Linked DNA regions of Homo sapiens: regions 1, 3, 4, 5, 6 and 7 are each linked to region 2. The links are chromatin loops, found by intact Hi-C in ENCODE. Cell type or tissue: heart left ventricle. All regions are shown on one strand. Links, peaks and the distances in the headings refer to the core of each region. The heading gives the core; the rest is flanking DNA. Region 1 overlaps KCTD16 (potassium channel tetramerization domain containing 16). Region 2 has its middle 150 kb from the start of PRELID2. Region 3 overlaps SH3RF2 (SH3 domain containing ring finger 2). Region 4 overlaps LARS1 (leucyl-tRNA synthetase 1). Region 5 overlaps PRELID2 (PRELI domain containing 2). Region 6 overlaps PRELID2 (PRELI domain containing 2). Region 7 has its middle 15 kb from the start of GRXCR2.

What was found. A loop is a pair of places that touch in the nucleus more often than their neighbours do. Peaks named below come from ENCODE experiments on the same cell type or tissue, not always from the same donor. Only the 100,000 strongest peaks of a DNase experiment are listed, where the experiment ranks them.
Region 1: it touches region 2 in a loop (4-fold over the local background); 8 of 110 quality-filtered maps call a loop at or near these places.
Region 3: a loop joins it to region 2, with 5 times the contacts of the local background. A loop is called at or near these places in 50 of 110 quality-filtered maps.
Region 4: it touches region 2 in a loop (8-fold over the local background); 16 of 110 quality-filtered maps call a loop at or near these places.
Region 5: a loop joins it to region 2, with 2.4 times the contacts of the local background. A loop is called at or near these places in 63 of 110 quality-filtered maps.
Region 6: a loop joins it to region 2, with 5 times the contacts of the local background. A loop is called at or near these places in 68 of 110 quality-filtered maps.
Region 7: a loop joins it to region 2, with 6 times the contacts of the local background. A loop is called at or near these places in 15 of 110 quality-filtered maps.

Annotation. Positions count from the first base shown.
Region 1 is chr5:144,201,600-144,205,955 of GRCh38, forward strand. All of the region lies in intron 2 of KCTD16 (potassium channel tetramerization domain containing 16), which reads left to right. Among named protein-coding and RNA genes, the nearest start is that of KCTD16, 33 kb to the left of the region's middle. In heart left ventricle, for the core only: a CTCF peak has its summit at 2,330 (motif pointing right); no DNase peak of the experiment used is centred there; H3K4me3 peaks cover 450 bases; H3K27me3 peaks cover 1,808 bases.
Region 2 is chr5:145,679,040-145,683,395 of GRCh38, forward strand. It overlaps a transcript of PRELID2 not described here. Among named protein-coding and RNA genes, the nearest start is that of PRELID2, 150 kb to the right of the region's middle. In heart left ventricle, for the core only: CTCF peaks have their summits at 1,301 (motif pointing left) and 2,754 (motif pointing right); no DNase peak of the experiment used is centred there; H3K4me3 peaks cover 466 bases; H3K27ac peaks cover 762 bases.
Region 3 is chr5:146,047,630-146,051,985 of GRCh38, forward strand. SH3RF2 (SH3 domain containing ring finger 2) reads left to right here. Exons shown (of 10, transcript NM_152550.4): 6 at 143-234; 7 at 1,446-1,616. The region is part of intron 1 of LOC107986458 (a long non-coding RNA gene); the gene reads right to left. Among named protein-coding and RNA genes, the nearest start is that of PLAC8L1, 56 kb to the right of the region's middle. RefSeq lists an enhancer at 1,044-1,544. In heart left ventricle, for the core only: a CTCF peak has its summit at 2,005 (motif pointing left); no DNase peak of the experiment used is centred there.
Region 4 is chr5:146,128,518-146,132,826 of GRCh38, forward strand. It overlaps LARS1 (leucyl-tRNA synthetase 1), which reads right to left. Exons shown (of 32, transcript NM_020117.11): 24 at 2,502-2,592; 25 at 1,501-1,641; 26 at 461-601; 27 at 155-265. Among named protein-coding and RNA genes, the nearest start is that of PLAC8L1, 25 kb to the left of the region's middle. In heart left ventricle, for the core only: a CTCF peak has its summit at 2,141 (motif pointing left); no DNase peak of the experiment used is centred there.
Region 5 is chr5:145,809,757-145,814,112 of GRCh38, forward strand. All of the region lies in intron 4 of PRELID2 (PRELI domain containing 2), which reads right to left. Among named protein-coding and RNA genes, the nearest start is that of PRELID2, 23 kb to the right of the region's middle. In heart left ventricle, for the core only: a CTCF peak has its summit at 2,665 (motif pointing left); no DNase peak of the experiment used is centred there.
Region 6 is chr5:145,823,307-145,827,662 of GRCh38, forward strand. All of the region lies in intron 1 of PRELID2 (PRELI domain containing 2), which reads right to left. Among named protein-coding and RNA genes, the nearest start is that of PRELID2, 9.9 kb to the right of the region's middle. In heart left ventricle, for the core only: CTCF peaks have their summits at 2,574 (motif pointing left) and 2,776; no DNase peak of the experiment used is centred there.
Region 7 is chr5:145,885,813-145,890,168 of GRCh38, forward strand. It overlaps a transcript of GRXCR2 not described here. Among named protein-coding and RNA genes, the nearest start is that of GRXCR2, 15 kb to the left of the region's middle. In heart left ventricle, for the core only: a CTCF peak has its summit at 2,363 (motif pointing left); no DNase peak of the experiment used is centred there.

The sequences.
Region 1 (4,356 bases), core at 116-4,115, 1.5 Mb before region 2:
GTCCACGCAACACACCTGCGAGGCAGGTCTTTTTATTGCCACCATACCCTGGCTCAGAGACATGAGTCTCCTGTTCAAAGTCACACAGCCAGCCAGGCAGAACTGGAAGAGGGATAACGACTGACTGTGGTGAGGACTTGATGGTCATCCCTCCATAAACAGCAGCTATTAAGATAATGGTGATAATGCAGGAATCCTTGGGAGCACATAACACGATGAGTGTGCAGCATCTTAGCATAAGTAAGTTTATGAGGTCTGTTTCCTCCCTGATAGCGAAGGCTGTCAGCATGAAAGCTATCTCTGCTTGAGGGCAGAGAAAACTTAAGGATGTGTTAGGAGTGAGAATGTAGAGAGTGATCACATTATTTCAAAATTAAAATAGTCCTTTTGAGAATATACCCTTCAATATTTGGCTGTGCATGTGAAAGCAGGAAACAGAGGCGAAAACATATTTTATCAATTTCACAATTTACCTAACATACGTCTTGATTTGCTATATGCTTGAATATTACAAAGAACAGGATGGAGCATTCTTCCTTGCTCTTCCTCTAAGAGAAATCTGTTGCCGTATGCTGTTCAGCCTTCAGTCCGGGAGTGCCATCCCACAGTGTTTCAGCGGAGAGCTGCCAAGAGAGAATAATAACACTAGCGGTGTTATTTGCTGACACGAAGGCTAGGAATACACTTACAGCCTAGACTTGGCTTCTTGCCTCTTGTTAAGGCACCAAACAGCCGGGCTTACCGACAACTTCCCTGAGACATTCGCTTACTCTAGCACTATTTAAATCTCTTTGTAGAGTGTATTGCTTTATTTCCTTCAAGTCTTTTATCTTTTTAATCTCACCTCTCATTCGTTTTCATCCCTGAGACTAAAGAAACAAGAAGGAGTACAGATCTGGGGATGTTAACCTGAGGTCTATGAACCCCAACATGAATGGGCTTCAGGCCAATCTTGAACCAAACCCCTGATCTCTCAGAAGGTGAGGGAGGCCTAGACCATCTTGCTTTTCTGAGGTTCCATTTAGATTAAAAAGTAGATATGCCCAAATAGAGTTAGCAAAGCAAGTGTTTATTTTTAACTGCTTACTATAATAAACAAACTGTTTTAGCACACAACAATTAACAATATGATGCAATATAATTGTGCAAAACAGGATATTTACAGTGTTTATGAAAAATACCAATTCAAAATGTTTCAGGTGGTATGATCAAATCATGGGTTGCAAGATTAAGGTTGTCTGGTGAATGTTTTCCATTTTTCAATTCTCAGAGTGTGTCTCTGTGAATGTATGTGTAATCTCACTTCAAAAAGAAGTTTCATAGTCAAAATTTGAGGAATTCTGCTTATGTGAATCATCAACTACATGGCCCCCGCACCTGTTCCTCTTTTTACTCAGCCTTTCCTGAGAGGTTCTGCCTTGACAGTGAATGCAAACTTTTATGCTTGTGGATTCATTTCCTAGGTTTTATTAGATTCTCTAAGCAGTCCATTTTCCAAAAAAGGTTAAGAATCTACTTGTCTCAAAAGTAACCTAACCTATAAAACCCAGACCAATGAACAGAACTCCTCATTTTAAAAATTCAGAATATTCTTCTTTTATATTATAAAATCTTTTAACTCTGCAATTTAAAGTAATATTAATACTCTTTTTAAGAGTATTAATATTAATATTAATTCTTGGTGTGCTTTTTAAAAACATGTTTAGTAATCTTGAAATTTGTTGTTTCAAATTTCAAGAAAATGTCTTGCAATTTGTTGTTTCAAAAAAAATCTTGTTTCTTAAACTTGCCGCCTCTCTATTCCTATTCAAGAATATCTAAGGTTAAAATGAGGATGGTTATCCTGAAGAGTCAGTGGTCTAAAGCCCATCCTGTTACTCTGGAATCGTGTGACCCTGAGGAAGTGCTGAACCTCTCTGTTCCTCAGTTCTGCATCTCTAAGAAGAGATAGTTAATTTTCATTCCTCAAGTCCGTTTTAGCTCTAAAAGATTATAATTTTTCTTACTCTGTTTCTCCACCTACTGCCATACTGTCCCTGCAGTGTTTTCATACCTGAGCTCCAAAGCTATCGTCATGACGTTTTGACCTACTCTCTTAGAAATAAAACATTTGCTTACTTTACAACCAAAACCAGTACTTAATAGGTCTGAATTCAGATTTATTTTGTCTTTGACCTGATGTCAACGAAATATTTATTTTGTTGTCATGGTGAGCAGTGCATGCCAAGTAAACTTAGATCACTATAAAAACTTAAAAATAAAAGAAAATCTAAATGTTTTGGCCCTATTAAGTTGCCAGATACAGAGCTGCACTGATAGCTTAGGGCACTAGATGGCGATATAAGTGCATCACATAACAAACATCTTGCTTGGTCCAGCATTAAAATCCTAATGATTGAGGCCAGAACAGGTTAATGCATTAGTTAACGAAACAAAGTCAAATATAATCAGGTGTAGGAATGTTAGCTAACGCTCTGAATATGTTCAGTAACCCAATGCTTATTGAAAGAAAAGATTGTTAAAGTAGAAACTAATTTATCCTACTGTTGAGCGTATCTTCAAGCTAATTTTTTGGGCAAGAGTTGGCAATAAACACGTTTCTCATAAAATGTATATAATTCCTAAGTTCACCTCCATTTTTGTTTTTCACTTTTTAAAAATAGCAATTGTTTGGGATGGCGTGTGCCTCACATATATTATTCATTGACCAAGCACTATATTCTTATCAGGGATGTGAGCCCTAAGACACTGGTGTTTTAAAGGGGAAATGGCCGACTTACTGTAAGCTGTTGGCTGGGCCATTATTGACTGTCAGGCTCAACTGGAAGCACTTTGTTAGTGGATTAGGTTGCCCTGGAAATGCCTTCCTGAAACTCTAATGATGCACTTAAGGGAGCCCTCTGGAACAGGAGTAAAATGTCTTTTAGCAGCAGTGCCTTCCACCAGAGTCCTCTTGGGATGACTTGGGAGGGGCTGGGGGCACGTCCAAAGAGACGCGCAGTAAGGAAACAACCCCAGAAAAAGGTTGCAGGTATCAATTTCTTACAGGTGAGCTAAGATAATGACTTATGGATGTAAACTGTGGGCTTTCTGTGGGTGCCGGTGCTTCACGTCTTCATTTTGAAAGAGCATCATTAATTTCAGAGAGAGTGTTTATGTATCTACCTATTTACATATATATTCATATTTATTTATTTGCTAGGGGTTGTGGTGGCAGGCGGATGAAATAGAAAAGGAAAAAAAGGGAGAATTTGAGTGAATATGGTTTAAATCAAAGGATTAAAAAAAACACTGTGTAGTTTGAACACTGGGGTCATTTGGTGTGCGTGTCTGTGTTTTAAAACAAGCATTAGAGGGATATTTGCCCTTCAGCAGGAAGGAATTCCGTGAACGAGGAGGGGGGAGGGGGGAAGATCTGTAGATTTTTCAAATAAAAAGTCAGTTGTGTTTATCTCACAACTTACCTCTTGGGTAGGGGGCAGGGATTTGCTGTGGGATGGTGATGGAGGTAAAGACAAGGAAGAAGGAAAAGGCCCTTGGAAACTCCAGACTCCAGGACAGGACAGGGAGGGAAGTGGCTGCGCAGCACTGCGTCCCCGCCCCAAGCCCCGCGCGCCTGGCAATCGCGTGCCCACCGCCGGAGCGCGGCGTCCCCGTGCAGTCCTGGCAACCTGTCACCGAGGAGGACGTGACTCGGAGCTGCCTCCGCTTTCTCCAAGCCATATTCCTTTAAGATGATGTAATAGTCATTTCCCTGGATGGTTTCTTGCCTGCACTGCTGAAACAACAGCATCCGAACTGCACTGGGAACTGTGGAACCACCCAGCTCCGCCGCCAGAGAAGCCGGAGCCCCGGGCCCCCCGCCGGCATCTCTGCGCTGCGTTGGCCTCTGGCTCGCACCGGCTCCCACCTGGCTGGGAACATGGGAGTCCGTTTGCCCTTGCCGGCAGGTGGGGTGGCTACCTGGGACCCTAGCAGGGCACATCTCTCCATCTTTCTGCTTCTGGGCTTTCTGAAAAGCTTCTAAGTCCTGGTACCTCTTGCAACTCTCTTCTAAGGATCCTTTCCAAAGATTTCTTTTTCCATTTTTCTTTTCCCCTGGGGAAGCTTTGGTTGAATATTTTCTCTGCTTTACTTCTTCAACCCAACCTCCTCTCATCAGGGCTTAACTTTTTTTGCGACTTGTTTTAACTTAAGATACGGAATGAACACATATGTACCTACATACATACATAAATACAAATAGGCATTTATATAAATGCATATATATAATAGTTATTTTCCAAGAGCACACCTCTCTGGCACTTTTCATTGATACCTCGGTCGTTTACCTGTTTGGGATTTGACAAGATCCAG
Region 2 (4,356 bases), core at 259-4,258:
AAAGATGTGGAAAGTCTCCATGTGTTTTATGCAGTCCTCTGCATTTGGGAAAGGCTCTCTGGACTTCAGTCTACTCTGCTTATCACTAATAAACTCTTCCAAGCCCTTCTTGGCCCCTTGGGATTGAAACTCTCTATCTTTGGTTCCCAGAACCATAATTTCTATGTTCCCTATTCCCCTTGGGCTGAGGAATCTTCCACTCCCTTAGTTTGAACTTTTCTGCCCCCACTCCCTAACTATAGAAGCCTGAGGCCAGGTGGGAGGGTTGTCATGTAGGAATCTGGAAACTTCTGCTTTAGTCTCTGAAACTCAAAAGTTGAGATGTCATTGAGTCTTAGCTCAAATGTTATCTCTTTGTAGAGATCTTTCTAGAATATCCCTTGTAAAGTAGAGTCCACACTCAATCCCAGCCAATTACATCACTCTATTTTATTATTTTCATAGAGTTCATCACTATCTTGACTTATCATAATCATTAATTGTCTTTGCTTGCTAGGATACAGTCTTCCAAGGGGCGGAAATCTTATTCACCATTGTATCCTTAGCACTATGTCTGGCACATATCAGATGCTCAGTAAATACTTCTTAAATAAAATAATTAATTATCCTGCCAAATTGTGAAGCTAATGGTGATGAAGTTGATGAAAGAAATATGACATAGTACTTATTTTAAGGTTGCTTAAACTATTTTGAGTTAATAATCAAGAAATAATTTGAAGGCTGACCCAAGGCTTGAGTGGAGAGTTTGGAGAGGTGAGGTAGTTAGAATAAATATATATATATATATTTATATATTCATTTATACAAATTCATAATACATTTATACAACTAATTTTATACAAATAATATATAAAATATGTAAAATGTATACAGTACACATTACTTATAAATATGTATAAAATAGAAGCTTTCTATATAGTTAGAAAAAGTTCTTAAAGTTCCAATGTTTGTATTAATAATATGAAAGGTAGATATATTTATGTTTAGCAAAAGGGGACATGGATTATAAAAGCTTGAGCAATATTGGTTTAAATTTTAGTGCCACAGTGAGTCGTGAGCTAACTCCACCTGAATCACTGGAGCATTTAAAAAATATAGAATCGAGGGCACTACCCATAGAGGTCCTGGTTCTGTAGAACTGGGATGAGATTCAGAAATTTGTGTTTTGAAAAAAGAATCTCTAGATGATTCTGCTTCTTAACCAAACTTGGGAGCCAGTGATTTATGTGAAAAGTCTATGGAAAGGAAAGAAAAGGAAAGTGAATTTAAAGAGGGATATCTTTGTGGATGATGTAGAACTTCAGCTCAAACACTGTGCCCCCTAGGGGCTGGGGAAATAATAAGGGCCTTTCTCTACTACCTGATCCCTGCCACAACCACAGCTGATTGGACCCAGCCTGGAATAAATCAGGCTTCTCTCTCCCAGCAGTAGAATTGGGATCCAGTGTGAATTTCTTTTGTTAGCTCAAACTGAGAAGATGGGTATTTGGGGGCTATGGAAAGCCATATTCTGGCATGAATCTGTGAGAAGAGACAATTTGTTAATAGGGAAAAGTAGACAGAGATGCAAAAACAATCGGAAACACAAGTCCATGTAATTAAGAGAGAGAATTGCCAAGAGGGTAATTAATTGCCTTGGCTTCTGATGTTTTTGGTTCCTGGGTGTAGCCCCTGAGATTCTTATAATAAATTCCCTTTTATTTGCTTAAGATAGTTTTAGTGCTTCTGCTACCTGCAACCAAAATACATTTTCAGGAGGCCAGAAGGGAAAAAAAAAAGCGTATAACAAGACTGGGTATGGGAGAAAGTACTTTGTTCCATCGCCAAGGAAGGCTATGGTTCATGAGATGTCATGTTCCGACACTCAGCAGAAGGCCCTGTGCTGTTTTTATGAGGAGTTCTGACAGCCTGTATCCAGCCAGGGCTGGGAAGGCGCTGTGACTTTCACACCCTCACGACCATGGCAATTTGACAGCAGAGGATAATGAACCCCACAGCTGGGGTTGGGATGCTTCTGTCTGCTTCGGCAGTGGCCTCTTCACTCCGGTACTGGAAAAAAGTACTCAGGGGGAAGCTGCTTCCCAGGTCAAAAATGATCCTTGAAAAATGCTATCCAGGGGCCACTTCCAAAATCGTAATGTCCACAGTAGGCAGGAAACAGGGAGGCACGAGCGAAAATGGAAACCAGTGCTCCTCTGAGGATAAAATTTTCTCTCTACTGAGATGGAAATTTTTCTCCCTTTCCTTTGCTTCTGCTACCATGGAATGGCCCTCTATTTTTCTTTTTTCTGAATTATCTTGGCTACATGATATGGTTGTTTGTCTTCTCTCTCTTGTACAGGAAGATAAACACTCTGAGAGTAAAATCCAGGTCAACTTCATTTCTAGACTTACACAGTGCCTCACACAGAAAATGTGCTCCAGGATAAATGTTTATGAAGGCTCTGCCACTTACTACCTGTGTGATCTTGGGAAACTTTCTTAACCTCTTCAAGTCTTATTTTCCTTACTTATAAAATAGTGATAATATTCCTTTGCTTTCTGGATTATGTGTAAGTGAAGATTAAGACATCCGTAAAGTGTCTTGCATGGGATAAGCACACCATAAACGGTAGCTATTATTTGTAAGCTCTGGGCATGAGCAGTGGCAAAACCAAACTGCACCCCCTTCTCTCCTGCCTTGACTATCCTATCTGGCTTCTGTTTCAACCCCAGTGTGCCCCAGTAGCAATAGTGCATCCATTCATCCAGCAGAGGGAGCTAGGCTAGAAAGTAACTACACTAAGTGAACCATAAGTACACAGTAAATATTGCATCATACCCAGCTTTGAAATGTGCAAAAAATTATACCTGCTCATGCCAAATTAGAAATGGCTTTCAAGTGCCTGATGCTACATTCATCACCATGTCCCAGAAAGATGCTGACTGAAGGTTTTCAAAAACTTCAAAAGACTCTTGCAATAATTGCATATTCATTAGACAAATTAGTTCTAGATTATTTTTAAAACCATAACTTGGAGAAAAAAAAAAGACCAACAAAGAATTGAATAAAATTATGCAGGAGTGGTGTTTAGAATATAAAAATGTAGAATACTATTCATTCTGTATGAAAGCATTAAATGGAAAAAAGTGGGGAGAGGGAGGAGGAAACCTAAAAATAAAAAGCCACAAAGAGAAAAATAATCTGTCTTTAAAAAATTCAGTCCTTGGGAAGTAGATAGAATTTTTCTATTAGTTTTGGTTGGGAGGAAAATGTACAGTTTCCACCTCTGATGGGGGAACCTCACTGGGAAAATAATAACCACTATCATCATAATACGACATTGGCTGAACTAGGTGATTAGCACAGTGTGACGTCTACAATAAGTATCTGCTGGGATCTTGTTCTTTGAGGAGTCACAATCTGGTATAACAGACCTGGCTTCATTTTTTGTAGGCTCCATTATATCCGAAATAAGCTGCTGCCACTTCGCCCAGATGTATTAACAGGGTAGAAGGTCAGGAAAAGCAGAGAAAAGCCACCAAGGGTGCACCCAGTGGCTCACAGCTTCCTGCCTTGAAGTGCATTTCTAAATGGAAAAACAAGTCCGAGAATGCCAGACCAGGCAGGGCTCTTCATGACAGCAGCCATGAGGAGGGAAATGCTGGTATTCACCATGTGGGAAGGTTAGGTGACACGCTCCCTTCCTGAGGCCACATGTGTACAATATCAAGGTATAAATTAAAGAGCCCAGCAGCGGTTCCTGTTACTTGCCAATGACCATCGAGGTTGATCATTTCACCATATGCAAAGGGCTGGCTGGCTTTCACTTGGCATAAAAATCAAGAAGCTTTTCAACACTGCTGGTTCCAAAACTAACATCATCTTCATGATTATAAGCACAGTGTTACATCATGGGACTAGCAGGGGAGGAAGGCATTGAGAAAATAATCACATAATTAATTTATGATTCTAAATTGTAGCTCATGCTCCAAAGGGGAAAAAAGACCAGAGAGCCACAGAGAAAAATACAGAGCATTGTTTATATTGGGTGAAAGCAGTCAGAGAAGACCAGTATTTCTAGGTAGTACAGAACAGTTAAGAACCTAGGTACTGGTGTCAGAAAGATTTAGATTTGAGCCTGAATTTGTCCTTTACTAGCTCTGTGACTTTGACTTTAGGTAAGTCATTTTCTTCTTCAAGCCTGAGTTCTCCCATTTGCAAAATAAGGATAATACCTAGATAGTGACTAAAGATGTAATGATGTGTTCTATACTACCCCTAGAATAGATTCAGCAATCAACAAAACTGTTATTATTGAACATGATAGTCCAAAAAATATCATAACCAGTATACTGGTGTGCTAGGGCTACTGC
Region 3 (4,356 bases), core at 105-4,104, 370 kb after region 2:
GAGAGGACGCACAATGGGTGGCACCAGGCATGGCTGTTGGTTTTCAGCTGTGTCAGGTCTTTCTACGTAGCTGCTCTGTTTGCTGTGGGCCTGGGTTGTGGCATTCATTGGTTCTGCTTGGCTGTCTTTTCTGTCTGTGCAGGTCAGCACTTATCACCCCGCACCTGTCTCTCCAGGACATTCCACAGCCGTGGTCAGTCTGCCTGGCTCCCAGCAACACCTCTCAGCGAACATGTGAGTAAAAGGCTCATCCCTTCACCCAAGTCCTGGCACAAAGGGGTCATCTTTACCATGTACAGTGGTGATCTAGCATCACCATTCCCAAAACATCCCATCCAGAGACAATAGGTCGCCTTCCTTTACCACTTCCAAGTGAAATAATGGTGAAAAACAGAAATTAGGGCCAGGCGCAGTGGCTCACACCTGTAATCCCAGCACTTCAGTAAGCTGAGGCAGGAGGATTGCTTGAACCCAGGAGTTCCAAACCTGCCTGAGCAACATAGTGAGACCTCATCTCTACAAAAAAAATTTAAAAATTAGCCAGGAATGGTTGTGCACATATATTTTCCTAGCTACTTAGGAGGCTGAGGCAGGAGGATGGGTTGAGCCCAGGAGTTTGAGGCATCAGTGAGCTATGATCATCCCACTGCTCTCCAGCCTGGGCCACAGAGTGAGACCCTGTCTCAAAAAAAAAAAAAGACAACACAAATTAGCAAACCACATCACTCTTAGCTCATTATTTTACAAAAGTAGAAAGAGACTGGAAGATTATATACCACAACATCACTGGGAGATTGGGTATTGAGCAATTTCTATTGTCTTGCTTTAGATTCAAAATGTTGGGTCATAAATACATGTTGTTTAGTAAACAGCAAAAAATAAATATAGCATTTTAGAAAGAAAAAACAAAACAAAAAAAACCTTGTAGAGAACACTCCCCCATTCCCTTTGATAAAACGCTCCAATGTCTCACAGTCCTTGGAGTCTGGAGGGACTTCCTGATGTCTGAGATGCCTGGAGGCCATATACTGGTGATCCCTGAATCTGGCAAACCAATGGATTGTTTCCTGAATGCCTTTGATCAGGTAGCTATTCCCACCTCCACAGCCTCATCAGTCCTGATTGTCTTTACCCCCTGACTCATACTTGGATATTACCTGCCTGATTCCTGTGTGGACTTCAGTCACAGCTAATTTTTTGTATTTTTAGTAGAGATGGTATTTCACCATGTTGGCCAGGCTGGTCTCGAACTCCTGACCTCAGGTGATCCACCTGCCTTGGCCTCCCGAACTGCTGGGATTAGAGGTGAGAACCACCGCACCCGCTCGACCAAGAAGGTTCTTATTGCTAACCACTGGGCAGTCTCTCTCCACCATTCCCCCACTCCATGCCCCCCATCAGGCACGTCTTCCTTCCTCCCTCACCAGTTCTCTGTGTCTTCCCAGGTTTGTAGCCCTGCACTCCTACTCAGCCCATGGACCCGATGAGCTGGACCTGCAAAAGGGAGAAGGCGTCAGGGTCCTGGGGAAGTGCCAGGACGGCTGGCTCAGGGGCGTCTCCTTGGTCACCGGGCGAGTCGGCATCTTCCCAAACAATTACGTCATCCCCATTTTCAGGTGTGTCGCCTCCAATCCCAGACTTTGGGAGGTTGGGCCACCCTAGGCCAGGGGCCATCTGTGGGTTGAACTGGTGGAAGACCCAGTGCTCTTTCAGAAAACAGGCCAAGAAAGCGCTTTTTGCTCTATAACCCGCCTATCTCTTTTAAAACAAAATAGCAAAACTAGTTATCTTTTTCGTAGCCCTTCACAGCTTACAAGCACTTTTGTATCTCTTAGCTCACAGGCTGTGCCCAAGAATCCTCTAAGGTAGATATTATGTTACAGATGAAAATGGTGTGCAGAGTTAAGCAACTTGCTCAAGAACTGGATGTCAGGTTTTCTTCTGCACAAATCCCAGGAACCCCACTTCACATCCTCTATCCCAATGCTCCATCTAGTGGCGTGATGGGAAAATGTGGTCAGATGACTTCCCCAGAGCACCTCGGGAAACTTCTCAGGCTGCTAGAGTGACCCCTAATCAGAGTTTCCATGAACTGAGACCCCTACCTCTTCCTCCACACCCAAGATGAAATGCTAGTAACCCTGCAGGGCCTCCTCCCTCACCGCTTTTCCCGATCTCTTACATTGTGTGGCATACTGTTCATGTCATTGACCCCCTCTTTGTCTTACCACCTCATACCACTGCCACAAATGCACCTAGACCCCAAAACTATCCATGACTCCTCCTGCCTCCACCCCCGATCAGCCCAAGCAAACCCTGTCTCAAGGCAGTGAGGCTACCACCACACATCCAACACTGTCTTTATGACATACCAGAGGGTCACAATCACAGGGAAAGAGCCCCATTGTATTCTGTGCGGGTCAGACCTAGTCATATGCCCACTTTTGGGGACCTTCATTTAGGTGAGCTGCCACGTCCGGAGGAGGGCAGCAAGAATGGTGAGGAGACAGCAAACTATATCATAGCAGAAACCGATAAAGAAACTGGGGTTATTTAACCTGTAGAAGACAAGGGACAGAGGGATCACAATACACTGTGTCAACAGGGCAGTAAATTTGTTCTGAGAGGGGGCAGTGGAGTGGATCAGTGTATGCAACTGGTCTTGGTTCAGTAAACCAAGACGTTCAAGAACATCTTGGTTCAATAAAAGGCAGCTTTTTCTAGCCCATAGATTTTTCCAACCAGGCTAGCTGGTGAGGTGGTGGACTCTCTTTTTAGAAAGAGTGCAGGCAAAGTCGGCCTGAGTCCTCATAGATCTAAAGTTGTATAAAAAGATTTCTTCACATGGCAGAAAGTCAGGATAAAAGATCATAGCTTTTCCTTTCAAAGAAAAGTTCTTGAAATTTGTTACAAAGTTGTAAAATATCCAAGGGCAAACTGAGGTCTATAATTGATGCTTTAATTCATTTAATTGGCAAATATTGAGTGCTAACTACATGGCAGGAACTTTTCCAGGCACTGGAGAAATACCAGTAAACAAAATATACAAAATTCCTGCTTACAGAAGCTTACATTCTAGTGGGAGAGACAAATTTTTAAAACCAAGATATTTAAGTAATCTTTATGATGTGTTAATTATACTGGCTAACAAAAAAATCAGAAAAGGAGGATAGAATTTTTGGGGGTGGTTACAATTTTAGATAGGTTGGTGAGGGATGGCTTTGCTGAGAAGTAAGAAGGAAAGCAGGAGCCAAGCCATGTGGATCTCTGAGGCAAATGTCCAGACTAAAGACACAGCAAGTACAAACAAAAGACCTGTAGTAGTCCAGGTGCAGTGGCTCATGCCTGTAATCCTAACACTTTGGGAGGCTGAGGTGGGTGGATCACCTGAGGTCAGGAGTTTGAAACCAGCCTGGCCAACATGGTGAAACCTCATCTCTACTAAAAATACAAAAAGTAGCCAGACGTGGTGGTGGACACCTGTAATCCCAGCTACTGGGGAGGCTGGGGCAGGAGAATCGCTTCAACTGGGAGGGCAGAGGTTACATGAAGCCAACAGGATTGGATTAGAGCAAGCAAGGGGGATATTAGAAAGGAAGCCAGAATGGTAATGGGGTAGCCAGGTCATAAAGAATTTCCTAGGTCATAATGAAGGGTTTAGCTTTAAGCCTGTTGCTGGGTTTTGAGCAGAAGAGTAACATAATCTTAGTTGTGTTTAACCAGAATCCCTGTATTTGCTGGATTGAGAATAAACTATACAAAGGAAAAGGGGGAAGCAGAAAAACTAGCTAAGAAGATATCATAATCCTGGGGAGAGGTGATGGTGAATTGAACCGAAGTGTTAGCTGTGGAGGTAGGGAGAAGTGGTTAGATTCTGAATACATCTTAGACAACAGGGTTTTCTAAAAGATAAAATGTCAGGTGTGAAAGAATAGAGGATCCAAGGTGAGAGCAAGTTTTTTTTTCCTGAGTGACTGCAAGATGGAGTTGCCTTTAAATGAGATAGTGACTGCTCCATAAAACGAGCATGTTTTGGGGTATGGAGGGAAGTAAAAGCTTAGTTCACAGCAGACTAAGCCTGAGATGTCTCTTAATAATCCAAGTAAAGGTGTTGGTAAGCAGTTGAATACATGAGTTTAGCATTTAAGAGAGAGCTCCAGCCTTGAGATGCTATTTAAAGCCCTGAAACGAGATGAGATCATCATGGTGGGATGAGTTGTATCCAGAGAATGACAACGAGCCAGAAGCTGAAATCTTCAAGGAGTGAGAGGAGAGACTTGGAGAGTAAATGCTGACTGCAGGAAGGTGGAGTGGTGGGTAGTCAAGTCTGATAATATGAGTCAAAGCTGGGAAGTA
Region 4 (4,309 bases), core at 1-4,000, 450 kb after region 2:
CACCAAGAATAACAAAAGGATGCTGTCTGCCTAGAGGGAATGAAACAAAGCTGCCTATCTTTCTTCTCCCAGACATTGCCAACATCCTAAAAACAAAAACAACATAGGGAGCATACAACACCATCAGGGGGGAAAAGTCTACTGAGAGCATCACCTCAAAGTGTTTACGTAGAACAGACAGGGTGGTATGTTGCCAAGGTGGATAGTTCTTTGCCACATAGATGGTGCAATGTGAGGGCTTCTGCAGGGGTTGTTTGTCAGTCTTCTAGACGGTAAAAGAAAGGAAAAACATTCAATAGCTTTTATATAAACCAAAAATGAGAAGAACCCTCCCCCAACATACACCACCACGGTCTTCACCATTAATGAAAATCTTTTTAACTTTCATTATTGTTAAATGTTATCTGATCAATAACTTTTAAGGAATAATCCTTTAAAAAAAAAAACAAAAAAACTTTACCTTCCCTTTAGCTGGCATCATATAGTTCTTGAGTCGTAGTCTAAGGTCATGTGTTACTTCCATAAGATACTGTGAGGAGTGTATTAAAACTTCATTAACAGGACCTGCCACAGGCCATGAAGCATTCATAATTGAGTCAGGCTTTTAAAAAAAGAAAAACAAAAAAACCTTCAGTGAGATTAGACAATATAACTATTTTACGGTTCTTGATTATAGTTTCATACCAAGGATACCATCTGTAATTGTGTGCTCAGAGTTCAAACTTGACTACACATAACACACTTGCACAGCCCCTGATCTAATGTTCCCTAGAATTCAAGCTGTGAAGTCTGACTCTACATTCTTAATTAGCATCCATTTGTACAAGCATATTAATACCCACACACATATGCTCACTTTCAAAGAAAATTATGTAATGCTAATTTGCCTAAATTTAATCATTATTATATAAATTATGCATACACTCAGTTTTTATCCTGCTAATACATCCAGTATTCAAGTACGGTTATTTGGTATATAGATCATGAGCACATTTCTGTATTGTTCATGCATTTAAAAATACAAAAGAGCCTAGCTAATATGGCTGGAAAGGAGTTATTAAACCAGCCAATCTATTTATCTGTAAGCCTGGGAGAAATAACTGAATTTATATTCATAGTAAGAATGCTACTATCCCTGAATATTAAGTCCTATATATGCCAGAAGTTTTATATAAAACAAGAATACTTACACAAATATACACAAATATACACCTATATCTTTGTTTTTAAGCAGCTCATAACAATTGTTTATATCTTTCTCAATATTTTCACCTTTTAAAAATATGTATGCACTGTTGTGTATATAAATAAGGGCACATATATCCATCTGAATAGGAGATAGCTCTGGTTTAACCCGTCATAATTATGATGCTGAATCCAGCATTACTCTTGAATTACTCACTTTCAGACTTTCTCTCTTAAGTAACAATATTAGCACAACACTTATTTAATGAAGCCAAAATCAAAACCACTCGAAACATTTTAAATGCATGAAGGTACCTTTCCCAGGAGTGTCCAGATGTGCTCACACAAATGTGGACAGAATGGAGCGAGGAGAAGTGTCTGAACTTCAATAAACCGGAACACAAGTTCTCTGTGCATCCCTTCCACAGCCAATTCACGGTACTTATCTTTTGCGGCCTATAAAATTTGAAATTATTTACCATTTCCCTCACCTTCTTTAAAATAAAAATAAAGGGAAAAATTGCAGTATCTTGGTTTTAACACATTTTTAAGTTTCTAGTCTTTTAAAAATCCATAACAAATTACTGTAAAGGTTTTACTTTAAGAATCTGCAAGTATTTATCTTTGTCCAAAGTATATGGCAGTTTTATACTAATAATTCTCAAAAAAAGAATTTTTTTACAGACAGTTTGTAACTGAGACATAAAAGTTGAACAACTTTAACTGTATATTAAGGGTGACTGCTCTTAGCAGCATATAGGATATTAAATATAAAAAAAGACTATAAATACAACACATTGCTATGCCCAGCCATTTATCCTTATTTAACCACAACTCTGAAAACCAAGTTATATAAAACTCAATGTGATATTTTACACAGCTCATTGCGTAAAGCTACATTTTTACTTTAAGCACTTTAAATGCCAAACTTGAGGAAATACTGACACCTTGTGGAAAACCTCAGAAAACGCTTGCTCTCAAATTAATGGCAATTAATTACAATTTTGCCTTTGTTTTTATCAATTTTGAAATGTTTTCCTGGAAAGTATAGCTGAATTTTAGATTTAATCTCCTTTATATTAATGCTCATAGCTTAACTAGGAGCAGAATTATTAAATTAAATGGACACAATAGAAAAAATACCAAAGATAATAACTTAAAATCACAATTTATTGAAGAATTTAAAATTTTTCTGGCAGGATTTTCAGTCTACACTTTAGGCGAGTAATTGTGCTATAGCAGGAAGAAAAAAGGGGGAAAATACATAATGTTCACATTGACATGTTTTATAGCTACCAAAAGAATCAACAGCCTACCTGAAACTCAAAAAACCCTGTTTTCAAAGCTTCTTTAAACATCATCTTTTCATAGTTTTGATCTGTTTTTATAATTCCTGCATTCAATTCACTATTGAATACGGGGAAAAAAAGGTTATTGAGTTTAAAGGCACTTATACATAGCTATAAAAAACTGCTGCATACACAAATTTAAAATACTGCTTTTTAATATACAAATTTGAAATACTGCTCATTTAAGCAGTAAAATGAGAACAATGCCCAGAACATTTAAAACTGCTCAACACAACACCATCTTTGCGTTCCTTAAAACAAATTACTGCAATCTCTCTATTGTCTATCCATCCTTAAGTACTGTCATCTGACACTGCTTAGGGCTCCTGTTTATGACAATAAATGATGCTTCTTCAGAAATTTCCTGATGGACACTTTATTCTTATAAAGCCCAAAATGCAACATGAAAATAGCCTAACTAAGGTTGTAGCCAAGTTTTTTTTTTTTTTTTTTTTTTTTTTTGAGACAGGGTCTCTGTCACCTAGGCTAGAATGCAGTGGTATGATCACAACTCACTGCAGCCTCAAACTCCTAGGCTCAAAGAATCTTCTCACCTCAGCCTCCCAAGTACTAGGACTACAGGCGCAAGCCACCACACCCAGCTAATTTTTTTTTTTTTTGTAGAGACAGGATCTCACTTTGTTGCCCTGGCTGGTCTCAAACTCCTGGGCTCAAGCAATCCTCCCACCTCAGCCTTTCAAAGTGCCTGGTTTACAGGCGTGAGCCACAGTGCCTGGCCATAGCCAGGTTTTAATTATTGCATTTACAATAACTAATACTGGATATCAGAAAAAAATTTTCTCATACCAATCCAGGTTCTTCTTAATTTGGCCTAATCTGGCCCCAACCTGTTTCATTTCCTACCTCTGCCCACAAGATAATGTACTTCAAATAAATATCAGACCCTTTCCATGGCTTATCCACACTTTCTCCTCTCCCTGAAAACATTGTTTATTTTTCAAGAAACCCAGAATTTGGCCGGGCGTGGTGGCTCACGCCTGTAATCCCAGCACTTTGGGAGACTGAGGCAGGTGGATCACAAGGTCATGAGTTCGAGACCAGCCTGGCCAACACAGTGAAACCCCATCTCTACTAAAAATACAAAAAATTGGCCAGACGTGGTGGCAGGCACCTGTAATCCCAGCTAGTAGGGAGGCTGGGGCAGAAGAATAGCTTGAACCTGGCAGAGGCTGCAGTGAGCTGAGATTGTGCCATTGCACTCCAGCCTGAGTGACAGTGCGAGACTCTGTCTCAGGAAAAAAAAAAAAGAAACCCAGAAGTCACATGACATCTCTGAATTCTCCTTGTCTCTATTATTGTGCTTAGAAACTGGGTGTTTGTCTCTCTTGCTAGACAATAAGGATCAGGTCTCATTCATCTTTATAATACCAGTGCGTAGGATGACTCCAAAGATATTTATCCTTTTCTTTTAATCTACTTTTCCTTTAACCATTTTGCCCTACTCGAAAACAAGACAACATGGTAAAATGGTTATGAGAACAGACTTTCAAGACAGACAGAAGCAAGTTCATATCCCAAGTTTGCAACTACTAGCTTTAAGGCATTTAAGGAAATACTTAATTGTTCTAAGCTTCAGTTTCTTTATTTATAAAATAGAGCTAATAATATCTGTATTAAATAAGGTTGCTTTGAGGTTAAAGTCAGATAATGGACACAAAATACTTAGCATAGTACCCGGCACAAGTAAGCCTTCAATGAACACTAGCTATTATTATCATTAGTTTATTTTATTAAAAAAAAAAAAGAAAAGAAAA
Region 5 (4,356 bases), core at 172-4,171, 130 kb after region 2:
TTGATGGTAGTAACTTGAAGATACCAGAAAGTTTTTACTTAGCATAAAAACACATATGCTGGAAGAGTAAAGCTGAAGAAAATGCTTTTACTAGGTGATTATCTTCCAGAATTACATTGCAGTACTCGGATAAAGCAAATGTCAATTACTAAAACCAAATCAAATGCATGTCAATTATATTCCCACATGGCATAACAAATACCTATTAAGAGGAAAAGGGTAATAAATAAGAACCAGAAACTCACAAATACATATATTTTAAAGACCAGACACAAACACAAGAAATTAACAAACCTATCTCAGAACATAAGGTTTTGGAGGGTAAAAACCATGACTTTTTTCTTCCTTCTGAAAAGTCTAAAACAATACACTTCAGTCTCCATTTTCCAAAGTAAATGTGTGTGTCCTGCTCTACATAATAAAGCATATTCCCACAAAAGCTGACTTTAATTTTTTCCTCTTTTCAGATTAAGATTCACTTTTCTTTTTTCTGATTTGGCCCAAGTGTCTTAAGGCAAAATAGAGCATGAGCATGGCATCTCTCATTCTACACATTCAAGCAGTGCATCAGAGGACCCTATGTGATGCCCCTGAATCTACAACTGCCAAGATCACTGCATGAACCTAGAAGAAAACCAGAAATGTGAGCAGATTCAGTCCATGCCAATTGCTTGCATTGACCCTGAATACTATTCTTTCCAGAGCTTAAATTTCATTCCGAAACTAAAATACAAGTTTCCCAGTCCCATGCCTCTCAAATTGAGGCACTCATAGCCCCAAAGATGTGTACTGAGGGAATGCAAAACTCCAAAATGAACATATTTCTGCAGTGTAACAGTAAATCATTACAAACACTGTTTCTATATTAAATACATTCTGAGAATTAGAATCAAAAGTTATCAGAATTTTTATTATGAAAATAACAACTGTAAAAGTAATAATACAAAACACTAATATCTGCTGACCACTATGGGCTGGCACTATTTTAAGCTTTCTCTATGTACGACTTCATTTAATTCATACAACCACCCTCTGGGAAAGGGTTATCACTCCCATCATACAGATGAAGAAACCGAGGAGTAGAGAAGTGACACAAATTGTACAAGGGCACATAGTTACAGTTTCAGAGGCAGAATTCTTCTTTTTCCTCTTTTTTTGTTTGAGACAGAGGTTGTATTAGTCCATTTTCATGCTGCTGATAAAGACATACCTGAGACTGGGTAATTTATAAAGGAAAGCGGTTTAATGGACTCACAGTTCCACATGGCTGAGGAGGCCTCACAATCATGGTGGAAGGCAAAAGGCACGTCTTACATGGCAGCAGGCAAAAAAAAAAAAAAAAAAAAAAAAAAAAAAAAAAAAATTGTGCCAGGGAACCCCCCTTTATAAAACCATCAGATCTCGTGAAACTTATTCACTATCACAAGAACAGCATGGGAAAGACCTGCCCCCACGATTTAATTGCCTCCCACTGGGTCCTTCCCATGACATATGGGAATTGTGTGAGCTACAACTCAAGATGAGATTTGGGTGGGGACACAGCAAAACCATATCAGGGGTCTTGCTCTGTTGCCCAGGTTGGAATTCAATGGCAGGATCACAGCTCACCGTAACCTTGACCACCCAGGCTCAAGCGATCCCCCTACCTCAGCCTCCTGAGTAGCTGGACTACGGGCATGTGGCACCATGCTCGGCTAATTATTTTATTATTTGTAGAGACAAAGTCTTGGTATGTCACCAGGCTGGTCTCGAACTCCTGGCCACAAGATACTCCCACTTTGGCCTCCCAAAGTACGGGGATCATAGGTATTGAGCCATGCCTGGAGCAGAGGTAGGATTCTAAACGCAGATGCCTACTCAGTTACTGTGGCATAGGACATGAGAGGAGAGACCCTGTGCAGGCCTGGAGGGAGTCAGGTTGGCTGTGTAAATAAAGCAGATCTGTAAATTACTAGACAAAATAGCCAGACACAGAAAAATAAGAGACTATGAGGCTGCCTTAGGCCTTGCTGGCTTTCCAATTCCTGGTTCCTATCCCTTAGGAGGCCTGATCACTGGTACAGAAATATCCCTGTAATCATCTGCAGTAGTGAGTTTCCATTACTTCCAAAGCAAAATAAAGACAATGGGCAACATAGTGCCAAGAAAACATGAAGAGGAAAAAAGGTGTGCTGAGTCCCCTTCTACTATGTCCCAATTATTTCTGTTCAGGTGCCTACCCATCCCCCATGCAGCCCATGTGCTTCAGAGGGAGATGACCTCATCCCCAGCTCCAAGGGCAGATCTTGACTGGATCTGCCAATACACCTATATCATTCCTCTGAACACGCTGATTGGTCTGGGGGAGCAGGTGTTCTAAGTTGACTCAATCACCATCAGGTGAAGGGCTTTTTTCCTCATGGCTAGGAGACAGGTTCCCTCCTCTACATAGCTCTTTCTCTCATTAAATGTGGACAAATTAGTACGCTGATCCTAGATGATGTTGACAGTCATGAGGAATCCAAACTTGAAAAAAAAAAAGTGGACATACAGAGAAAGGTAGAGCCAAAAGAATAAGAGCTATGGAAATACTGCCCACTTGGCTATGAGATAATGCAGTTCCTTAGTGAGAGGAAGGGCAGTGTCACTGCCAACCGCTCAGATTCTAAAGCTAATCAGCCCATGTTTGAATCTGGTGCTGCCACTTACTGGCCATCTTACTTCATACAAGTCACTTGACATCTCTAGCCTCAGTCTGTAAAACAAAGATAATAGTTCCAACCTCACATGGTTATTATGAGGATTAAATATAGACACACATTTACACACACACATATACATACATACATCAAGCACTTAGAGCAGAGCCTGCACATAGTAAACACATGTAAGGGATGGCTGGTATTGTCTGAGTCAGGTTTCTGCTACTTGCAGCACAAGGCAGCCTAACTGATACAGGAGGAGGGATAAAGTAAGTACAGGAGGGCTTCCCTGAGGCATGGAGTGCCAATCTGGGTTCTGGGAGAGTCAGATGAGTGAGAAACAGGACATCACCCTATCTTCCCATACCTATTATGGAGAGAATAGAAATTCCATTCCATAAAAAACTACAGGAAGACAATGTCGGATAAAATCAGTGAAGGAAGAAAGCATATTAGAGCTATCCAGTTGTGTGACAGTACAGATGGGGGAAAGCCCAATGTAGTTCTCTCACCCAAGAAGATGCCACGACTGTAGAGATGTCAGTGGGAAGCCAAAATCAGATCTATGTAAAGAGGACATAGAGCAAGGCTTAGTTTCTAAAGGAAACTTATTCTGAGCCCATCTCTGAATTGAGCCAACAGGCCATGCACAGGGACAGAGTGACATCTGGTTTCTAGTCACACACCCACACCTGCTAACCAACACACAGCTTGAAAGTCTAATTTTACACTTAGTAGCCCTGACAGCTTTTTTATTCCCTTTAAAAAAACTTGTCCCTATTCTGGGTGCAGTGGCTAGCCATTACTCTCAGATTTCCTTAGCAAAGGGAAGAAATTAAAGTAATAATGAATCTTTCTTGGATGCCCCCACCCCATCCCATTACCCATTCATTTAGAATGTCTGCCTAAATGCCTTTCTAAATCCATGTCAAGAGCTAAGGAAACATAAGTTCTCTGGAATGTGGATCCCAGCTTTCAGCATATCAACCCCTAATCAGAAACCTTTTTGTGGCTGCTTGTTGCTGAAGGGACAAAACCCATTCTTCATACCTGGGATCCAAAGCACTCTACAGAACAAGATAAACCCATCCTTTGTAAATGTTCATATTCCTGCCTCACCACTGTGCTCAAGGTGGAGTCTACAATATCTGCATTCGTATCTTGGCTTAGCAATCTACTGACTGTATCACCTTGGGCAAGTTATTTAACCTAAGCCTCCAAAGAATACACATGAAGGATATAGCTTTGACCTTGACATAGTAGGCATCAATAAATGTTAGCCTGCTGTGTCAATGATAGAAAAGGCAGTGTTTTGGAGAGGACTGGAACATAACAAACCAAAGGAAGAAAAAAAAAAATTTAACTGGTCAAACCTTCTTATACAGAAGTCTGGTCATATGTACCAAAATATAAAATGCATACAACCTTTGACCATGAAATCTCACTTTGCTCAATCTACCTTAAATGGTAACAGAATAAGTGGGAAAATATGTAATCATAGAGACTTTCACCACAACACTGTTTGTAAGAGCAAAAACAAACAACCTAAGTTTCAATGAGGAACAGACCAAGAAAATCATGTAAACAAACAATATCTCCAGGTATGATTAATTTTCCTTTTTTTCTCAGAACTGGTTTTTTTACAAGACACATGCATTATTGTTTCTAGAATCAG
Region 6 (4,356 bases), core at 244-4,243, 140 kb after region 2:
ATGCTATCATCATCTTGACTTACATGAAATCTGGGGAAAACCTTCTTTAGATCCAACTAGCCCTGAGGGGGATGAGGTTAAGCTAATCAGTAAATAATAATACTATTAATATTGAACCAGCCTAACATAAATCAAGAGTGTTCTTTGTGCTAGGCACTGTACTAAATGCTTTCCTTGCACAATCTTGTCTAAATCCAACAGCCTCTCTGTTATAACTGATTTATGTGATACCACCATCCCCATCTTTCAGATACGGAAACTGAATGAAGACTGGATTGCTTAGGGTCACCCAGCTGGCTCCTGGTGGAGCCAGGGAATTAAACCAGGCCTGTTTAATACAGAGTGGACCTCTTCACTGTGGTCTAATATCATTGTCTGGTGGCTGGGTTAGCATCACAGTAGCATAGTCATAGAAGTATGCTTTGCTAGGCACATAGTAAATACTCAATAAATATTTAACATGTTAATTTAATTCCCCTGAAAAGCAATTTGGCTGTGACAAGGTTGATAATAGCCACTGCTTTTGTCGTAGGCAATTTAAATACTTTAGATACATTAGCTCAGTTAATTCACAAAACCATTCTATAAGGTATGTGTTATTTTTTCCACTTCATATATGAAAAATAAGGCTTAGACAAATTAGATAATTTGCTCAAATTGTCCAGCTAATGAATAGTGTATCTGGGGGGTAACATAATTTACCCCCGATACTTTCTGCCAGCCTGCAAAGCCTGCCCACCTAACCTACCACCAAATCACCTAAGAGTTAAATTAACACAATCCTTTCCACTACTCAGATGTGAAAAGAGAGACACTGGGAGCAGAAGTGACCTCCTAGAAGCCACAGGACAAGGTAGCTGCTGACCAAAGCCTACTGAGCCCCCTTGGACTCTCTTCCCTGAGGTTTACCGACGTATCATGTGATCAAATCTGAAAAGAAAATTGGCAGGAAGTCTTATCCATGACATCACAAAGTGCTGAGCAGAAGGCAAAAGCAGCAGGCAGGCTGAGGGGAGAAAGAAGAAAGGCCCCTCACTTTGCAAACTTGAGCTTTAAGTTTTCCGAACCCTAGGAAGTGAAATACAAAACTCTGACTGTGGGTCTCCACCCACAGCAGGCGTGTGTGTGTGTGTGTGTGTGTGTGTGTGTGTGTGTGTGATATTGATTTATTAATGGATTTTTCAGGGAAAGGGGTTCATCATTTTAACACATTCTTAAAGATATCTGTGACCCAAAAAGACACTAGATTAGAACACAGGCTCTCTGAGGGCAGGAATACTGTCTATTTCAGTTACTCCTGTATCTCCAACAGCCAGCGTAATGCCTGGCACATAAAAAGCACTCAGTCAATATTTTCTGGATAAATAAAAAATTGGGAATATAAACCTCAATGACCTCAGGGATCAATTTGGAAAATGAGCCTGCCTTCAGTCAGAAACCAATCTATGAAGAGAGCAGTGGCTCAGCTTTCAGCAACCTCAATATCTCTTCATGTTTCATGTTGGTAAACTCTGTCATTCACACTTCCATCCTGGAAACTGAAATCTTGATAACTGATGAAAAACTTGGTTTTTAAAAATCTATTTATTTATATATTCATTCATTCACTCATTTTAGCCCTAGAAAAAAAAATGCTTGGCTGGGCATGGAGGTTCATGCCTGTAATCCCAGCACTTTGGGAGGCTGAGGCGGGTGGATCACTTGAGGTTAGGAGTTTGAGACCAGCCTGCCCAAAATAGTGAAACCCTGTCTCTACTAAAAATACAAAAATTAGCCAGATGTGGTGGTGCATGCCTGTAGTCCCAGCTACTCAGGATGCTGAGGCAGGAGAATTGCTTGAACCTGGGAGGCGGAGGTTGCAGTGAGCCGAGATCATGCCACTGCACTCCAGCCTCGGTGATAGAGTGAGACTCTGTCTCAAAAAAAAAAAAAAAAAAAAAAAAAAAAAAAAAAACTTGGAACTACAGTGATTGCTTTCTTGAAGTTCAGCCCTTCCGAGTTACATGCCCATGACAGAGGGTCAGGTTTAGATACTCTGCTCCTCAGGAAAGGAGACTTTCGCTTACACAGTACCCCTAAAGCAAGGGAGATATTTGAGACTCACACAGGTCCTCTGAATTGTGATTATATGTGTATAAATTATAACTTGTACACTAAAGTAAAATGTGCTTATCTCGTTTACTACAGTTCTAGTTTGTTCATTACATACCCATAAATATATATTGACTGAATATTACAAATTCAACATAAGTTGTAGAAAGATAACTAAACTATAAAAGACGTTGAAAATGTAAACACCAGGGAGACATGATGATCAAATTTTTCAAGTTCTGATTACTTCACTAAGCTATCAGAGAAATTCTTAAACATTATAAACTCAAATACTTCACACTTACATAATTTTTGGAGTTGAACAGCCAAGAGCCTCAAGTTTCCATAGAAGAACAGTAGAAGAAAGTAGGGGTTTATTTGCAATAGCTAACTACCATACTATGAAAGGCACATATTTCAACCTCTTTAAAGATTTATTGAACTGAGGCTCCCCCTACCTGGCATTACTTGAAATGATCTGACGCCATCTTGTGGTAACCTGAATATTCATGTTTTAATTCATGAAAATTTACCAAAACTCCCATGAGAAAAAGTTGAAAGAGGGAAGGCTTCTCAGAGGTCAATACCAGGAACACTTACCTGGGAAGACAGGAGGCAGATGGCCAGGTTTTTCTGGACACCTTTTCAAACACAATCCAGTATGACTGCAGAATTGATCAAGCTGAATCAGGATCACACCCATCAAAGACTTAACTGAGCAGCTACTGTGTTCACGCAGGGTGCTATCCTAGAGAAGCTGCCATGCGCATGATCTCATTCAGTCCTTCTCAAAGCGTGGAAACCTATCAAGTATTAATATACAGAGTATTTCTGCTATAAATATAATAGTGTAAAGCCCGCAGACAAGCAGGTTCACATGGGATTCTTCAATCCCCATTTCATACTAGAGACTCTCATGAAAGCAATGTGATCTGAAGACCCAGATATCTGCCAAAAGCCCTTGTCTTTCTTGATCCTGGCTTAGCTGATCACAAACTGCAGTGTGCAAGAGAACGATCCCACAGGCTGCATACATATGCCATGTATGCTATACTACTTTATGGATGATTTAAGGGATTTTTAAAGGTATATTTGACTTCATTTTGCATTTCCTTATAATTTTTAATTTCTTCACAGAACGTGTAAACTAACTCCTTTTCCTTTCCCGAAGACATGAAACTACTACAAATACCACTGTATATATCATATGTATGTAACAGTCTAACAAGGGTAAAATGTAGACGTGCCTAAAGCTGTTGTATCTGCTTGCTTTAGTTTTTACATATTAAAAGATAAGCCAAGAACTCCATAATATTGGGGGGGAATATGCATTAAAGCAAACACATATATATAAAAAGTTAGAGGCAAGAAACTGAATCCATCTAATTACAGAATATTCAATATGTTTCTGGGAGAAGCTTCATGAAGATATAACATTTTGCATTCATATTTGCCGAGGGAAAAAAAAACCCATAAGCTTTCAGAAAGCCTACTCTTAAAAGAGTTATTAAAATATGAACTTTCCAAAAAGCTCAAAAGCCAATGCCTTTTTTTAATAACATTTGCTTCCCCTCTCAGAAACAGTCAGTGACATCCAAAGGAGTCACTGTCTACCAATTTACAAATGAGGTTACCAGAGAGAGTACAAGGAAGCAGGTGACTGACAGATCTGTCTGAAGAGTCCTTCAAAGAAGGCAAAGAAGACCTACAGTAAGTCTGGTATATTAACATACCCGTGTTATAAGCATTAAGGGAATCTGTTATCTAGGCTGCTGCCAAACATGTACATGCAAAGAGATGGGGCTGCTGAAAAGAGATTTGGTGTTTAGCAGCAGAAAGAAATCACCATGAGCTATGCCAAATTCCTTTTATGAGCTCCACACCATAGTCTATCTCAGAAGAAAAGCAAAGTTGATTTTATACCAAGACGAAACGAGTTATAAATTAATCAAAATTTCAATGATCAAGGACAAAACGTACTTAAGTTGAAAAGTATTTGGAATGGCTGTTCATTGGTCTTTCAATAGGATGATGAAATAGAAAGAACAAAGGGCAACGAGCCAAGACATGCAGACTACAACGCTGCCATCTGTGAGGTCGGGGTGATGAACCACCAGGTGATCATCCAAGATCCTTCTGGCCAGGAAAAGCTATGGTTCCAAACAAAGGCCAACCAACAGCACATCAGCCTCTTTCTTTCAAAAATGACCCAATAATCAGCAACGGCATAGTGAAGGTTTTGAAAAGACAGTTTTTCATTGTAAC
Region 7 (4,356 bases), core at 251-4,250, 210 kb after region 2:
CTTTAAAAATTCCCTCCACCTCCCATTCATACCCCTTCATAATGAAAAACAGCTACTGCTTACTGGGCATGTTCTACATAAGAAAAAGGTAGTTCACAGTCGGGAAAACTGAAAACCGAAGTGCAGAGAGGTTAAGTTATCTGCCAGGCATCCCACAGTCATGAAATGTCAGTCATCTGAGCCCAAAGTTCATGCTTCTCATCATTAATGCTTCTATCTCACATCATGAAATTGACCACTTGGAAAACAAAAGATAATTCTTTTAAAATGAGGCAGAAAATGATTTTAACTAGTCTCATCATATTCTAGAATCCATAACAGGCTTCTGAATATACGATCAGTGCAGCCTCTTGGTGGCTGGGTGTCACTTAGCTACCTATGGTGTTGGTTCTCTAAGCTCTGCCTCAAGGGATATCCCATAGTTTGCTTTGAAAGGTAGCACCTGGAATATCTGTAAATCTCCAGAATGGAGAGATAGGCCAGTTTCCTTGTACTTTGAAATGCCTTTTCCTCACTGCCTCTGAGCAGAGCTGGCAGGGGTCTTTGCATCACAGGCCAAACTCCCCACGTCAGAATGTAAAGGGAAGGTTACCAGAGGACCCAGTAGACGAGGAGTGTGGTGGAAAAACATCCACCCTGCCAGAAACCACAGGCCAAAATCTGGGACTTCATTAAAAAATAATCATCACTTGAGATTATTCTACTATTCAAAAACCCTGTCCTGGGGGCCCCTGGTTTGCCCACTAGAGAACAAGGGACAAATTTTTCTAACTCCTCCTTCATTTCTAACTTACCATGCATTCCTATCACACAGAAAAGCAAAAAGAGATCTCAGAGGCTGAAAAATGGCCCTGAGTTTTCTCTATTCCAGCACTCTCCAATAATATTATAATGTAAGCCACATACATATTTTTAGATTTTCCAGTAGTAACATTGAGAAAGCAAAAATATACAGATGAAATTAATTTTATTAATATTTACTTAATCCACTATATCCAAAATGTTATCAATGCAACATGTAATCCAGTATAAGATATTCATTAGCTATTTTAGGTTCTTTTTTTCCTACTAAACCCTTTAATTCCTATGTGTATTTTACTTAGCATCTCAGTTCGTTTACTAGACTTTCTGTTAGAAGTATTTGATCTCTATTCAGATTTCATAAAATTTATATTGACACAGTAGAATCACATACCCAAGTTGTTCCAATCATATTTAAAAGTTTTTCAATAACTGAACTGATCATCAATTTTAAAATTTATATGTAAATCAAATCAAAATTTTATTTTAATTTTTTCTTTGAGACAGGATCTCACTCTGTTGTCCAGGCTGGAGTGCAGTAGCACGATCGTAGCTCACTTGCAGCTCTGAACTCCTAGGCTCAAGCAATCCTCCTGCTTCAGCCTCTTGAGGAGATGGGACCACAGGTGTTTGCCACCAAACCTGGCTATTTTTAAAATTTTTTTATAGACATAGTGTCTCCCTGTTGTCCAGGTTTAAATTAAAATTCTAGTTATTTAGTCCCACTAGCTACATTTCAAGGCCAGTAGTCGCTTATTACTTGTCGCTACCCTATTAGACAGCTAGTCAAAGGTTCTTGATGAGGCCAGTAGTGCTCCCTAGAGGACATTATGGAACTTTGTGGAAACATTTATTTTTTAGTACTGTACTCAAAATGAATGAACACCACAGACATTTCGTGGGTGAGAGGCTAGGGATGTTAGACATTCTCCAATATGAAGAGCAATCCTACACAACAAAAATTGTCCCTCACCTCAGACTTCTGAGAAGATGAAACACCTGTTTATAATTATCTGTGCCTAGAACATAGCTGTTTCTCTATTTATTTTATTTTATTAGTGGGAGTGGGGAGCTTAGCTTTGATATACAGCACATTTGGGGGAACTGAAAATGCACATAAATTAAAGACATTTTGTACTTTGTCTTGTTCAGTTCTACCAAGAGTTGTCCACCATTTTGTAAAAGTATTTCACTGGTTGAAATATCATAACTGTTTCAGAAAGCGTTTGTAGCCATCCCAATCACAGGGATCCTAGACATACACAGAGTGCCTATTTTACAATAACTTCTAGGGAAATCACATCCAAGCATTTGTTTTTAAAATATGTAGTATTTTATATCAATTACTTTCCTTTTATTTCTCTTTATATTAGAGCAAGGGCATTATATTGGTTTTTTAAAGTTATATTTGCAGGTAATTGTTTAATTTATTAATTTTATTCCAGAATAGTGCAGAGGGTTAGGAAGTGTTACTGAAAGCATGCATTATGTCTGATGGATTAAGAGCCACTGCTCTAGTAAGCATGGCTAGTTAAAGCTGATGAAGACTCTGCCACCTGCAGGGAGGAGAGGGAACTCAGGCTGCATCACGGAATGCACTAGGAAAGGATGTGATTGTGTGGCTCCAGAGGACAGGAAAGAGCTATTTCAATTAAACAAATACATACTTTGTATCTACTAAGTCTAAAGCATGGGGTCCTGGAAGACAGGGCTACAGCAGCAACCCAAACAATGTAAGCCTTCTCCCAAGGTGCTCACGGTGGAGCGTAGAAAAATATGTGGGTCTGGGGAAGTAGGGATCGGGCCAAGTGGGCAAGAACAATCCACTGGTCAGAGACCCCCGATCCATTTCAAACCTCTCTGCTAACAACCTGTGCAGGTTACTTGATCTAGGAGAATGTAACAAGGATGCCAAGGTTTTGGCACATATGCTTAATTTTTTTCAAAATTTACACCAGCTTAGAAAATCTACATAAAAATATAAAAGTAATACACGAATACAGTGTTTTGTATAAATTCAAAAACTAGAGATGCAGGTAAAGAACAAAAAAGTCTTCATTTTTCCTAAAAAATAACTATTACTATAAATCTAGAATATGTCCTTCTCAACATTTTATGCATTTATATACATATGTATGCAAGATACAAATAATTTTAATGGGTTTTTCTTAAAAACATAAGTGAAGTTATACACTCTGTGTGTGTATAGCTTTACAACTTCATTTTTCCTTTTATTGAAAAATAGGTCTTGGCACAAAGGCATAAGAATGACACAATGGGCCGGGTGCAGTGGCTCACGCCTGTAATCCCAGCACTTTGGGAGGCCGAGGTGGGCAGGTCACTTGAGGCCAGGAGTTTGAGACCAGCCTAGCCAACATGGTGAAACCCTGTCTCTACTAAAAATATAAAAACTAGCCGGGCGTGGTGGCAGGCGCCTGTAATCCTGAGGCAGGAGAATCGCCTGAACCTGGAAGCTGGAGGCAGAGGTTGCAGTGAGCCGAGATCGCACCACTGCACTCCAGCTTGAGCTGGGTGACAGACCGAGACTCTGTCTCAAAAAAAGAAAGAAAGAAAGAAAGAAAGAAAGAAAGAAAGAAAGAAAGAAAGAAAGAAAGAAAGAAAGAAAGAAAGAATTATGCAATGGACTCTGGGGACTTGGGGGGAAGTGTTGGGGTTGGGAGGCAAGGGATAAAAGACTACAAATAGGGTACAATGTATACTGCTTGGGTGATGGGTGCACTAAAATCTCACAAATCACCACTAAAGAACTTACTCATGTAACCAAATACCACCTGTGCCCCAATAACCTATGCAAATACAGTACATAAATAAAAATAAAAATATGTCTTAGAACTCCCAGCTGTCATCTGCTGTTGCATCTCCAAGCTTTTGGGAACTTCTGGGCATGTTTTGCTCTCCACATCACTCACTTTTTGAAGGAAAGAAAGAAGAGGAAAAAATCTACCCATAGAAAAATAAATACAAAAATTAGAAGTACCGGTGTCTCCAGATGAGAAGGAACTGGCACAAGAATTCTGCCACCATGAAAAATCTGAATGTGGCAATACCACCAAAGCATTGCATTAGCTTTCTAGCAATGGTCCCTACACAAAATGGAAACTCGGAAATGACAGGTAAAGAATTCAAAGCATGGATTGCAAGAAAGCTCACTGAGATCCAAGACAAGGTTGAAAATCAACAGAAAGAAACTTCCAAAGCAGTCCAGAAAATGAAGGAAGAGATAAACATCTTAAAAAGACAGCAAAGCAGTCCAGAAAATGAAGGAAGAGATAAACATCTTAAAAAGAAAGCAATCTGAGCTTCTGGAATTAAAATACTCATGTAAGGAGTTTCAAAATACAATTGAAAGCTTTGTCAATAGACTGGACTAAGCAGAAGAAATAATTTCAGAGATTAAAGACCAGACTTTTGAACTAAACCAATCTGACAAAAATAAAGACAAAAGTTTTTGTTTTGTTTGTTTGTTTTTTAAAAAGACAGCATCTTCTTCTGTTGCCAGGCTGGAGTGCAGTGACATAACTGTGGCTCACTACA